Linked DNA regions of Homo sapiens: region 2 is linked to region 1. The links are chromatin contacts, found by Hi-C in ENCODE. All regions are on one chromosome and are shown on one strand. The core of a region is the stretch at or near the end of the contact, and the rest is flanking DNA. Distances in the headings are between cores, read along the strand shown.

Evidence for each region. A loop is a pair of places that touch in the nucleus more often than their neighbours do. Pooled maps may share reads with other maps.
Region 2: a pooled map shows a loop between it and region 1 (7-fold over the local background). The contact joins the promoter of ATXN1L here to the promoter of PSMD7 in region 1. A Hi-C loop is called at or near these places in 5 of 50 pooled maps.

The regions. Positions count from the first base shown.
Region 1 is chr16:74,295,233-74,298,063 of GRCh38, forward strand. PSMD7 (proteasome 26S subunit, non-ATPase 7) reads left to right here and starts at 1,582. Exons shown (of 7, transcript NM_002811.5): 1 at 1,582-1,756. The coding sequence starts at 1,683. RefSeq lists enhancers at 815-1,706, 1,497-1,806, 1,707-2,596.
Region 2 is chr16:71,844,642-71,847,472 of GRCh38, forward strand. It overlaps ATXN1L (ataxin 1 like), which reads left to right and starts at 1,335. Exons shown (of 3, transcript NM_001137675.4): 1 at 1,335-1,463. RefSeq lists enhancers at 407-1,179, 913-962, 1,180-1,951, 1,753-1,822 and a silencer at 1,223-1,532.

The sequences.
Region 1 (2,831 bases), core at 332-2,831:
TACCGACTTCGTAAGGTTGTTACAAGCCTTGTTAACACAGCATGGGCCTCACCTGAAAGCTTGTTAGAAGCTCAGAATTTCAGGTCCCATCTCAGACCTACAGAATCAGAATCTGAATTTTAACAAGGTCCCCTGGTGATTTGTAAGCATATCAAAGTTTGAGAAGCATTAATTAAAAGGATTAAATATTTGCGTCTGAACCAGGGCTGGCATATTATAGGCACTCAATAGATTCAATAATTCTTAGTTTTCTTTCCCCATTAACATAACCCTTATATCTTTCTAGTTATAATTAAGAATGAATGGCCAGGCACAGTAGCTCACACCTGTAATCCCAGCAGTTTGGGAGGCTGAGGTGGGAGGATTGCTTGAGGCTGGGGGTTTAAGACCAGCTTGGACAACATAGTGAGACACCAACTGTACCAAAAAAAAAAATGAAAAAATAAAGATAGCATTGAGTCTCTTCAATTAATTATGAATATTAAGCATATCCTGCCATTTACTTCCTTGCAGATCTAGCAGAAAATCTGAAAATAAAGCCAAGTTGCAGACAGAAGACAAAGATAAATTCACATGCAGACAAATTCAAACTCCTGACTACATTAATGTCTCTCATTGGTGGCCAAATTTCAGTCTAATCTTTGCTAATGTTTTTCACCACCCACAAATAAGAGAGACTGAGTGTGTCCCTTGACATTTGGAGATCAGGAAGTCCACCTTAAAAAGACAAGAGGCCAAAATGTTGGGAAAATCCTCTGGTGATAAAGGGAAAGCAAAAATTGTTTAAAAACAGAACAAAATATAAGTAAATAATTCAGGTTGCTTAAGTACTGTTTTCGTTTACAGAAACAGCAACTTCAAATGAGACGATATAAACCTGTATGATTTTTCTTATAATTTGCCTCCTGCAAATAAGCTTAAGTCTTTGTCTACCTTAGTCTTCTCTTTCCTAGCTACATATCACAACATACTTCCTTACTGCCTTCCTTCCGTCTTTTCTTCAACGCTTCTGTAAATTTTGATTTCAAAAGCAACGGCACAATTGCGTTCTTCTAGCCCTAGTTACGCAGTAATATAACGACAGGTGGAAACCTGCAGGTTGCCACGTTCATTGCAAAGTGTCCACAGTAAAGATAAAGGAGAAATTCCCCCGGCAATGAAAACGAGAATGAGATAAATTACCAAATTACATTAAAAGCGTGCTCTTATGTTAGAGATTTAAAGTTCCTCTCAGAAATCGCGGAGGATTTTGACCTGAAGCAAAAGTGAACTTCTTCCGGGTGGTAGAAAAGTAAACTGTCAACTATTTACTTTGGGGGGGTGGCGGGGGGAGGGTGCTGGGAAGGAATTGAGGCGAAAAGCCTCTGCAGGTGACGGTACAGGCCAATACCAGGAGGTCAAGTCGCCGGTGTCCCTTCGGCCCTTAAGTCCAGGGAAACGCACGGCGAGGGACGAGGGGCGATTCCCGCCTTTCTCCAGCCCTTTCTCCGCCCACAAATGACGGCGGTGGCGAAGATCCGGGCCCGCCGCGCGAGGCACTCTGGGAGCGGAAGAAGGAGGCCGCGCGAGGGCTGACGAACCGGAAGAAGAGGAACTGGGCCTGAAAGGGTACCGGTGACCGCTACTGCTGCCGGTGTTTGCGTGTGGCAGGGAGCCAGGCCTGGCGAGCGGGGTGTGTCGCGATGCCGGAGCTGGCAGTGCAGAAGGTGGTGGTCCACCCCCTGGTGCTGCTCAGTGTGGTGGATCATTTCAACCGGTGAGCGAGCGCCCTATAGCTGGGCCGGCGGCGCAGCCGCTGCTGAGTCACGGGCACGCTGGAGATGGCGCGGCGGCCGCGGACGAGCTGGGGACGCAGATAGGGCGGCTGGTGACCCTTACTTGTTCACGAGTCCAGACCAGCGTCGGCTCACGATGCCGGAGTCATCCAGCCTCCCGCCCCTGCCCCAGCCGCCGCCACTTCGGGGCCTTGGCTGCCTGTTCCGTTTAGCCTGTTTGTTTTACAGAGTTCCCTTTCCGAGTTCGTTTTGCCGAAGTTCGTTTTACCGAAATCTGGATGATGCTGGGGGTCGGGAGATGCGGCTAGCTTTAGTTGGCCCTGACCCCCGCCCCCAAGCTCGTGTCTGTCACTTCGTTTTGAAGTTCGTTTTGCCGAAATCTGGATAAAGCCAGGGTGGGGCGGAGGCGGGCTAGCTTCATTTGGCTCTGACCCCCGACCCCAGGGTCGTATCTTCATTTGACTCAGTTGATTTCACTGAAATGTGAATAATGCAAAGTGACTGATGTCTGGATGATGCTTGGGTGGGGCGGAGTGGGCTAGCTCCATTTAGCCCCGCCCCAAGGCTATGTTTATCTTCGTTTGACCGAATTGGTTTCACCGAAATATGGATGATGCTGGAGTGGGGTGCAGGGTGGCTACCTTCATTTGGCCCTGACCCCGGCCCCAGGGTCGTATTTATGTTTATCCTCGTTTAACCAAGTTGATTTCACCGAAATGTGAATGATGCAAAGTGAATGATGCCTGGATGATGCCGGAGTGGGGCTAAGGGGGCTAGCTTCAATTTGGCCCTGACCCCCGCCCCCAGGGTCGTATCTATGTTTGTCTTCATTTGACCGAGTTCCTGTTATCGAAATCTGGATGATGCTCAGCACCCCGAAGGGCTTCCTGGATCAGCTGTGGTTTTAACCCATTAACATTTTTAAATGGGAATCTGATTAGACTCCGTCTCAAAAAAAAAAATGTATATATAGATGAGGTTTCAGTTTTTATTTAAAACACGAGGCCGAGCATGGTGGCTCACGCCTGTAATCCCAGCATTTTGGGAGGCTGAGAC
Region 2 (2,831 bases), core at 85-2,584, 2.5 Mb before region 1:
CAGCCTCCCGAGTAGCTGGGAGTACAGGTGCCCGCCACCATGCCCGGCTAATTTTCTGTATTTTTAGTAGAGACGGGGTTTCGCCGTGTTAGCCAGGATGGTCTGCGATCTCCTGACCTCGTGATCCGCCGGCCTTGGCCTCCCAAAGTGCTGGGATTGCAGGCGTGAGCCACCGCGCCTGGCCCAATTGTTATTTATTGAACAGAGTTTGAAGAAACTGAAAGTCTCCATTTCGGTGGCCAAAACCGCAATTACTTTTGCACCAACCTAATACTTTAAAACAAACAACAACAAAAACACAGTTGTTATTCAAACATAAATTCAACTGGCGCTCACTTTTGTCTTCACTTAAGTTAATCAGATGTTCATGTTACTATGAAGTTGACCAGTTAATTTGTAATGAATAATTAGTTAATTTGTAATGAATAATATTTCACTGAGTAGTCAAGCCCTCTTTCCACTAAACCAAGCTGCTTCTCACTGTACTAAACCCCGGGCTCTCTCTAAACTTTCAGGTGTTCCACTCCTTGTCACCTTCCCCTAGATCCTGAGTGGGGTTCACTCTTAGCTCCCTCGGGGGCCACTTCTCAACACTTACAGAGCTCCTATTGACCTGGCACGGTGGCTCACGCCTGTAATCCCAGCACTTTGGCAGGCCGAGGTGTGGGGATCACCTGAGGTCGGGAGTTCGAGACCAGCCTGACCAGCAAGGAGAAACCCTGTCTCTACTAAAAATACAAAAAATTAGCCAGGTGTGGTGGCGCATGCCTGTAATCCCAGCTACTCGGGAGGCTGAGATAGGAGAATTGCTTGAACCTGGCAGGCGGAGGTTGGGTGAGCCGAGATCGTGCCATTGCACTCTAGCCTGGGCAACAAGAGCGAAACTGTCTCCAAAAAAAAGAAAGAAAAGAAAAAAAGAAGACTTCCTATCTCCACCTGGGTCCCCAAGAGGTAAGAGGTATCTCCTTTTCTCCTGAGCCTAGGTCACCTCGGGGTCCCCCGAAGTTCCCCAGAAGGGGCTGCACAAGTCAGGACAAGAAGTCCAGGAAATGGGGGGTCGCCGATGACCACGCCCCGGGGCTCTGTTTGGGAACCCCCAAAATTTACTGAGGTGGAAAGATTGCGGGGTCATTGTGGGGTCAGGCTGAGGGGGCCGGGCCCAGCCCTATTCACGTGACCCGGTCCCAGGGAGAGGAGTTTGTTCACCCACCAGAGGGAACGCCCGACGCGAAGGCAGTGTGGCACCCTCCCTTCCCGGGGAGTCCTGGGCGTTGCTCTCCCACCCCGGCCGTGACGCAATCTCTCCGCGCCGGGGGCGGGACGAGCTTGACGCCATCTCCGGGCGCCCGGCTGTGGGGGGCGCTGGGTGTGGGGCGGCTCCGGGGCCGGGGATGGCGGCGGCCGCGGTTGCGGCGGCTCCGGGACGAGTGAGTGGATCCTGGGAAGCGCTGTGAAATGGGCTGGTGAGTGTCCCTGGAAGTGGTGGCCGCCGGGGCCAGGCAGGCCTGGGGTCGGTGCTCCGGAGGAAGTGGCCCTCAGGAGCCCGTTGCTCCGGCGGGCCGGGGCCCATGAACCGTGGACAGACGGAGGGGAGAGGCCGCACCTAGACCCCCTCGCGCTTCTCTCTGGCCTGTCCTGGAAGGTGGCCTCAGGCCCCGGCGCCCCGGAGGCTGTGTGCCTGCGAGCCAAGGTGTCCGAGTCTGTGGGGCGGGAAGGGCCCCCAAACAAGGAAGCGTCGCCTGCAGGGCCTCGCCCCTGCCCCCTTGGTGAAGGGTGGACCCCCTACTCTCTAAACGCAGAATTCCCAATTTCGAGCCCTACCCTTGTTGGATCAAGGATTGCGGGACCACTGGGAGCCATAACCGTAGTCTCTGACAAGCTTCTCCCTTTCTGTCGGGCGCACCTCTCGCCCGCAGAGAATTTGGGTCTCCAGCTGGGTTCAGCCCCTTGATTCCGACCCAAGCGTGATGAGGAGCTTGGTTCCGGGCTCTGCTAGCAGCGTTGGCAACTCTCCTGAACAGCCTGTTAGCTCGGTTGGGGTCACAAGCTGCGTTTTCCCTTTGAGATGCTCAGTGAGGTTCTCGAGAGGCGGAGGTTTCGGATTCTTAAGTGTGTTTTGCGTTGTGGGAACCTGGCGCACAGGCTTGGCTCTTTGTTTTCCTTTCTGCAGACCTTTTGCCTCTTTCGGTCCCTTTACTAGCCTGTGTTTGCTAACTTCTCGGTGACCTGGAGGCAGGTTTTCTTTAAAGTTTTCGTTACAGAAAGCAAGGATCATTTTGGGATTGAAGTGTGACCCCAGTTTCTGTTGGGAATGAAGAAGAAAGCAAGCTGCTTTTCAGTTATTAAAGCTGCTGGTGGAGAAAAGAGTCATTATTTATGCCACTGTGTAATAATATGTGTTTGTGGAATTAGGAATTTGTTTTCCCACTGTGTTTTCCTATCCTTCCACCTTTTGTGTACACCTGCACCTTGCCAATCTTAAGAGAGAAATGTTGCATTCGGTTTGGGTTGAGGCTTAGAGTGTTCTATAGGACTTGGACAGGATAGTCAGTTTCTCAGAGCACTCACTCATCTGTACTGCCTTCTCTGTTTTCAGAGGTTAAGGCTCCATTCTTTCTCGCTTTGCGTTTCTGGCAAGTGTAGATTCACATAGTGATGGTTTAGTGGTAGTTTTGTTTCACCAGTGTTAGCCAGCTGAGGACCAAGGCAATATTTTCAGTTTCTTTCATACCTGATTCAGCACTTGGTATACTGTCACTCAGAAAATTTTACATACACACACACATATGCTCATTTTTTTTTAACCCTGAAAATCTCTTAATAAGTCTTCT